Linked DNA regions of Homo sapiens: region 2 is linked to region 1. Evidence: chromatin contacts called from ENCODE Hi-C data. All regions are on one chromosome and are shown on one strand. Each heading gives the region's core, a stretch centred on a gene start or an enhancer-like site at or near the end of the contact. The rest is flanking DNA. Distances are from core to core; before and after follow the strand shown.

The links. A loop is a pair of places that touch in the nucleus more often than their neighbours do. Pooled maps may share reads with other maps.
Region 2: a loop to region 1 is called in a pooled map, with 2.8 times the contacts of the local background. The contact joins two enhancer-like sites. A Hi-C loop is called at or near these places in 3 of 168 maps with a recorded cell type or tissue (CD4-positive, alpha-beta T cell, CD8-positive, alpha-beta T cell and naive thymus-derived CD4-positive, alpha-beta T cell) and 11 of 50 pooled maps.

Annotation. Positions count from the first base shown.
Region 1 is chr18:23,884,292-23,887,821 of GRCh38, reverse strand. LAMA3 (laminin subunit alpha 3) reads right to left here. Exons shown (of 75, transcript NM_198129.4): 41 at 2,969-3,049. Among named protein-coding and RNA genes, the nearest start is that of LINC02958, 96 kb to the left of the region's middle. Within about 2 kb of position 1,946, at least 13 of the 41 ENCODE cell types and tissues checked have a DNase peak (open chromatin) inside an H3K27ac peak, as active enhancers do; they include CD8-positive, alpha-beta T cell, where a contact is called at or near this core.
Region 2 is chr18:24,017,846-24,021,698 of GRCh38, reverse strand. All of the region lies in intron 1 of TTC39C (tetratricopeptide repeat domain 39C), which reads right to left. Among named protein-coding and RNA genes, the nearest start is that of TTC39C-AS1, 4.3 kb to the right of the region's middle. RefSeq lists enhancers at 1,542-1,631, 1,652-1,701. Within about 2 kb of position 1,923, at least 5 of the 41 ENCODE cell types and tissues checked have a DNase peak (open chromatin) inside an H3K27ac peak, as active enhancers do; they include CD8-positive, alpha-beta T cell, where a contact is called at or near this core.

The sequences.
Region 1 (3,530 bases), core at 697-3,196:
TCTTGTGTGGCCCTGTGTGTCTGAGGGAGAAGAGGGGTAAGAGCATGCATGGGCTGGAAAGCCTTTGCGAAACCCTCCCCACAGCTGGCCACTCTGGCTTCTATCCAGCTAGTCTCCTGCATAATCTATATTCCTGCTTTTCACCCTTGACTGTCCTTGTGTTTATCATTGTGTAGTTAATCACTAGTGCCAGGAATGATGTCTGGGTGCTGTGTCTAACAAATGAAAAATGTTGACATAAAATGGCATTTATCCATGAAAAAGCTTCAAAAAATTTTTTAAAGAAATAATAGCTTGTTTTCTTGAGACATCAGATATAACAAACATCAGCTGAGAGAAGTACTGTTAATTAAAAATTTTGCCTGCCAAATGGATGTCTCACCGAGCCTGTTGCTGTTTAATGCTTCATTGTTTGTGAAGAGCCATAAAGAGGATGAAATTAGGACGCCTCTCCCAGGTGTTGGTCCCCTGTGGCTTTTAAACCTCAGAGCCTAGAATCCTTTCCCACTCCCCACATCCTTCCCTTCTCGCTGGTTGGATATACCTCCTAATTGCAGCTCAACTTAGCCCAGTTCTCCCATCTCTCGCTATTTTAATGGCATGTTTTGATGTCTGTCCACCACTGGACTGGAAAGCCCTTGAGGACACTGTCTGTGCTGTTTGTTAATGTGCCTCCAGTACTTAGCACTGTGCCAGACATATATATACTAGGACCTCCATACATTTTTCATTGAAAGAATAACTGAATAAGTGTAAGGCAAGTGTGAGAAATGCTCCTTTTGCTGAAATGGAAAATGGAAAACAGAAGAACCTTCCATTACCATCTTTTGCCATAGAATTGGGCTCCTTAGCTGCTGCTCAGTGTCCCCAGTCTAAGGCAGTCCCCACCTCCTACACATGGCAAGTGTCTTCCAGCCCCTTGGGCTTTTCTGCCTTGCTTCCCCAACCTAACCTGCCTCCCACTTCCATCTTCTGGCTCCACTGGGTTCTAGTAACCCCTTGGACCTACCAAAGTCCCACCTTATCCATAAACATTTCAGATAACCCCAGTCTAGGGTGGTTATGCCTTACTTGAAATCTGGTTGAATTCATTTTCCGGTTAAACAAAAATTAGTCAAACTCTTTTAAAGTTTAAACAAAACAATGTAAATTAAAATGATACACAATTTTTCTCTATCAAATTGGCTTTTTTTTTTCTGTTGCCCAGGCTGGAATGCAGTAGTGCGATCATAGCTCACTGCAGCCTCGAACTCCTGGGTTCATATGGTTCTCCTACCTCAGCATCCCAAGTAGCTGGGACCACAGGCACACACCACCACACTTGGCTAATTAAAAAAAAAAATTATGGAGATGAGGTCTCTCTATGCTGCCCAGGTTGGTCTCTAACCTCTGGATCACATGAAATAATCCTCCCAACTTGGCCTCCCAAAGTGCTGGGATTACAAGTTTGAGCCACCATGCTTGGCCCTAATTAGCAAATATTTAAAATATTGATCCTTTCCAATATCCATTGTGGTAGGTAGTCACTCATTCTCTTTTGCTGCTGTAAGAATATAAACTTTTCTGGAGGGCAATTTTGCAAAAAGTATTAAAAGCCTGGAAAACCTATCCTCTGACCCAAAGAATCCACTTTTACAATTATACCTTGAGGATATGCATACACAAATATTAAGCTGCAAGGATTTAATTTTAGTGTTGCTTTAAATGCAGAACAGTAAAAGGATCTCCAAGACCAAGAGTAGGAGATAATGGAAACCCAGTGGAAATTTTTGGTCATTGATGTGATGTTATCAGTGAATACTTACTGATATGGAGAGATATTACTAACATAGTATTAGATAAGAAAACAAGTCAAAACAGAAAGTAAAACAGGAATCTACTTTTTTTTTTAAGGGTTCACACATTTAGAAATGATTTGTAGGAACAAACAGCCAGCTTTTTAACAGTGGCTTTCTGTAGACAAAATGATTATGAATAGGATTGTATGTGAAAGCGTTTGAGTGCACAGGGCTAGGTTGTAGGGGGGCCCTCACTGGTTCTCTGCTCGTTTGTTTTTCATCATTTTATAATAAATATGTATTGATTTTATGAGAAAGTTATTTTAAATTTTAAAATATGTAAACCATATGATTCATTTTTCATACTGTTACTTTCCCAAATATGTGTGTGCTTTCTTCTCAGCTAGGTTATAAGTATCTTTTATATCTTTCTCAGTACTTGGCAGTGTCCTATGCATAGTGGCTAATCATGAAAATTGTCCATGAATAACTAAAGCTTGGTTCTGCAGCCCTTTGTCATTAATTTTACAGTTTCCATTCCACAACATTTATTATTTTGTTTCACAAACATTACCGAACACCTATTATGTGAACAGTACCATTCTTGGAACCAGGGATTCCGAAATAAACAAGACATAGATTGTCCTGAAAGTGTTCAAAATATAGTGTGGGGATAGAGGGGTGTGTGTGGGGTGGGGGTGGGGGTGGGGGGGTGGGGGGGCTATCTAGGCTAGGGCTGTGGATATGTGTGTGTACGGAAGAGTGTAGACAGTTGTACATGTGTACAGGTAAGTAGGGATACGTTGAGGGCAGGTGTATGTGGAGATATGTGGAAGGGACATGTCGAAATAGGGGGTATGCAGAGATCATTGTGGAGGAGGGGTAGGTAGGGAGGTGTCGGGGGTTGAGGTACACAGGGGTGCGTGTTGGGGGGATGTAGGTAGAGCTACTTGTGGGTGAGTGTATGCGTTGTGCCTCATTCTCAGTTTTCTGAAACGTACAAAGCAGGAAAGAGAATGATATTAATGATTTATTAGGTGAGCAGTCTTGTATTTTTCCCAAGAGACCTTTTTCCAGGCCTCAGTCAAACTCCCAGCCCCACCCCTAGCTCTGTGCCAGCACCTGGCAGCCCCACCCACAGCCCTCCCCGCCCCCTCTGCAGGCTGAGGCGGGAGGGGCGCCCACCTTACCTTTCACACTGTGTTCCTGTGTACCCAGCTTTGCAGGAGCACCGCACGTCTCCCCCATTCACCACACAGCCAGTGGCAAAGCTTGAAAGAAGACAGAAAAAGGCCCCATCAAAAACACAGATCGATAGGATTTATGCTTATTTTTTACCACAAAGGACTGGCTTGTATTAAGTGAGCACTGAAACCCAGGGTCTGGTTACTTTGTGTGAAGAAAATTTTGCCCATCAAGACTTGGAGAGATAATGATGAATGATCTCAGCCGACACAGGGCAATTTTGGTGAACAAGGACTGAAGGCATTTATTTTATTTGTTCCTTGGGGAAGAGCATTTTTTCCCCTTAAGACAGAGCAGAGTAACTCACTTTGGAAGAGATGATTACAACAGCATTTTTCCAGGAATAACAAGGAAGGAGTAAAACAAGTCTAGGCAGAAAAAAGAACAGAGAGTTCTGATTCTTTAAAAAAAAACGTTCTCCTTGTTGATTCTAGTTCTTTTCTATCAGGCACATTGCCTTCTGGGAAGAAAAGTTGGTGGGGAGGCCAGGCCCTGGAGCCCCCTAAA
Region 2 (3,853 bases), core at 674-3,173, 130 kb before region 1:
AACCACCAACCATCTTTACATAAGAAAAGGCCCAGCTTGGCAGGAGAATCCCTTGAACCCAGGAGGCGGAGGTTGCAGTGAGCCAAGATCGTGCCATTGCACTCTAGCCTGGGCAATGGAGCAAGACTCTGTCTCGGAAAAAAAAAAAAAAAAAAAAAAGAAGGAAAGAAAAAAAGCAAAACCCCAGCTCAATCATCAAATCCACTTCAAGGAGGCATGACTTTCTCTTCCTACACAGCAAATGCATGAATAATTTTACATAAAAACATGTATTCGCAGTCACTTGTTCAGAAACTGGAAGGCATTTTCCCCAGGTTAGCCCACAAAGGCTATTCAACCCCCAAACGGACCCACGTTACAGAATGAGCAGCGGCCTCGCGAATTTAGGGTGTTGGGAGGAGAGGACGTGCTGAAAGAGGTGCTGTGTAGGACAGGGACCAGTTCTTCCCTACCCCACCTGACTCCTTTCACAGGGTAGAGCTAGCACTAGGCAGTTTTGAAGTAGATCAATTCATCTTTGCCACACAGCCATCTACTTTTCTGTACTTTCTTGACACTCTCTCTTCTCCCTGAGTCCTTCGTAGCCTCTTCCAGTCCCACTGCTGCTGCTGGGTAAATAGGAGGATTACCCTGGGAAAGGAGACCAGGTGCAAAAATGATATTTCAGGAACTAAAACAGGCTGCGTGAAAGGTCTAGGCTCCTGAAATACCACGTTTGGGGATCTACAAGTGGTTTCGTGTAACTAGAATAGAAAGTGCTTCCATGTTTCAATATTACTTCTCTCTCCCTTTAAAAAAAAAATCCTCATCAAAACTTTATTTCACTCAATATAGCTTCTTTCAACTAAATGAGGGGAAAAAAGGTAATCTCACTCAATCGGTTAATACAATACAGTCAGCCCTCAGTATCCGCGAATTCCACAACCAGCCGCAGATCAAACATACTTGGAAAAAAAGGTTGCATTAGTACTAGATATACAGACTTTTTCCCTTGTCACTATTCCCTAACCAACACAGTATAACAACTATCTACATAGCACTTACATGATGTTAGGTATTATAAGTTACCAGACGATTTCAGGTATATGGGAGGATGTGTGTAGGTGATACGCAAATACTGCGCCATTTTCTATCAGGGATTTGAGCATCCACAGATTTTGGTATCCGCTGGGGGTCCTGGAACCAATCCCCCATGAATACTGAGGGATAACTACATATGTGACTTAGAGAACACATTCTTTTAAAGGCTCACATCTTTCGCATTGTGTATTTGTACAAGTGTTTCTTGTACACTTGTACACACTTACAGAGACTTACACTATAGCACAGGTATTTTTTTCCTGATAATTTCCTCCAAACTCTCCTATTATTCTACAGGCAGTGGCATTTTAAAAGGAATCTCAAGCCAAATGAATCTTTAATGAATATTTAATTAGGACCTTTTCAGACAGTGTAATAGTTGGGGGAAAAAAGATGCCTTTTTCCAACACACCACTGAGTTGAAGAGGATGGAAAAAGTCAACAGATGAGTTTCCTGTCTTTCCCGCCAGTTCCCTTAAACCATTTCTGCTTTTCATTTCTTCTCCTTTTCTTACATCTCTGCATCTGTGGACTCTCCTATCGTCTCCAGGAGCAAGGCAGAGACACATTCTTGTCTGTGAGCAGATGACTTGTCTAGAAATCATGGACAGCCTGCAAGTCCTTCCAGTCCTCCCAAGAATCTGACATGGTTTTAGGCAGAGAAGAGGCTCAGAGGCCTGCTGACTCAACATCTCTTACAAGCGCCTTTGAGTTTCTCCAGGAAGCGCTGAGGTTTTCTCAGAAGTCAAAAAACTTTTTCTGTAAAAGGCCAGAGAGTAGATATTTTAGGCTTTGCATGCCATATGGTCTCTGACACTACTCATTTCTGCAGGTGTAGTGCACAAGCAACCACAGACCACACATAACCAAATGAGCATGGCTGTGTCTCAAAACTTTATTTACAAAAGCTGGTGTCAGGCTAGAATTGGCCCACGGGCCATAGTTTACCAACTCCTGGATTATATGGAACCATCTGTATGGTAACACTGGCTCTGCAATCAACATGCTCACAAAATGAGGCCACAGATCCTATGGCTTTCTCATATGGCTTTGTCACATGCGCCAAAAACTGTGTTAAACAATTTAGGGTCCATACATTCCTTTGATGTACACTCACATTACTTACTATACATTTTTCTTGCTTTTTAATACATTTTCGCCATTTTATAGTTTAAAATGGAAAAGGAAGTGTCACAATTCATAGCAACTATGTACCAATAAACATTCATAGTAACGATACATGTTTCCTATTTTAGTTGACCATGAGTAAGTAGGACTCTTTAAAATATCTACAGCCAGAAACTGGTAGTAGCCCTGGCAGAGGTAAAGACTGCAGAAGTCTTAGGATCAAAAAGAATGCCAAGAGTTAAAGCGGGAGATGGGCTGGTAACCTCAAGAGGGGAGGAGGGAGGCTCAGCATCAGGGCAGCAGAAATAAGAACTGCGAAGCTCATTTGGGTCAGAAGCTCCAAACGTCTCACGCTCCTCAGGCCTCCATGTGCTTCATTACTGCCAGTCCTCTGTTAAAAAGTAATATGTCAAGCCATAAAGAGAAAAAAGGTGGTGACGTTAGGATCCTGAAGTCCCAAGGAGCCAACGGTGAATTATGGCTGTGACAGCCACGCTGTGGACAATGGTCATGGTGAAAAGTGAGTTGACGAGACACCCAGTAGCAAAGTAAACCTGAGGAAAGCACCGACCATGGGAAACATGGACTGACCAGTGGTAGGAAGAAAATAAGTGCAGAACAAGCCATCCAGTGCAACGGCCTAGCAACACTTGTGAGCCTGCAGTTCTGACCACTCTTTTCCCAATGTCATTTCATGTCTCCACGTGGGTTTTTCCGCTGTTTCCTCTCCTAGGTTTCCGTTTAAACCTCACCACCTCTCACATTCTCCTTTTCTCCTTGCCCCGCCCCTCCCAACTCCTCATTCAACTGATTCTCTTCTACCCCATCATAATGCTCAGGCATCATTTCCTCCACAAAACTGTCCTTCAGGCTGAGTTAGACGCTGCTTCTCTTTTCTTCCACAGGCTCCAGGGGACCATGCGTATGTCTCCCAGCCTCCCTATCACCATCAGCTTTACCTACACCTACATTGCAGCACCGAAATATCTAGCACATGTCTTTGGCACCTAACCCACAGCCTGTCTTATGTGCCTGAGCAACTAAAGGTCTGAGTGCACGTCACATATGCAAACAGTGAGTGAGGAAGGGAATGAGTGTGTGTGTGTGGAGGGGGAGCGACTGCTGCTAGACTAGAGCACTGGGCACTAAGACCAAGATCAGGAACTTGACTTCAGGTGGTCAAGATCACGAACTTACAAACACATGGACTTGGGTTCAAAGCAGAAGCGCCCTCCAGCAGGACAAATCTATCCTAACCTTTGGGAAAACACCTCAAAGTGCATAATGGTGGCTCAGCACCACCAAAGGGCAGTTTGTTGCTACATTATTACTATACTTCCAATAGAAAGGCAGCTACAGTTTCAAATCCCAACCAGGGAGCTGCCCTATATTCCAAAAGAAGGCTTCTAACTGTGCATATATTTCTAATTCCTATATGCATAATATCTGAATTATACAATCCAGACTTGCCACGAATTCAAGAGTGGCCTTCAGGATAATCTGTTTCTACAAAGTAACCATTTCTCATCAGGCAGCTGTTGATAAACTTTCACCATTCTAGTAAGGTGGCATGAGAAAATGACCTTCTTGCTTTAATAAAAAATATTGTTACACTAGATACAAAATACGTTTCTACTGTTAAATT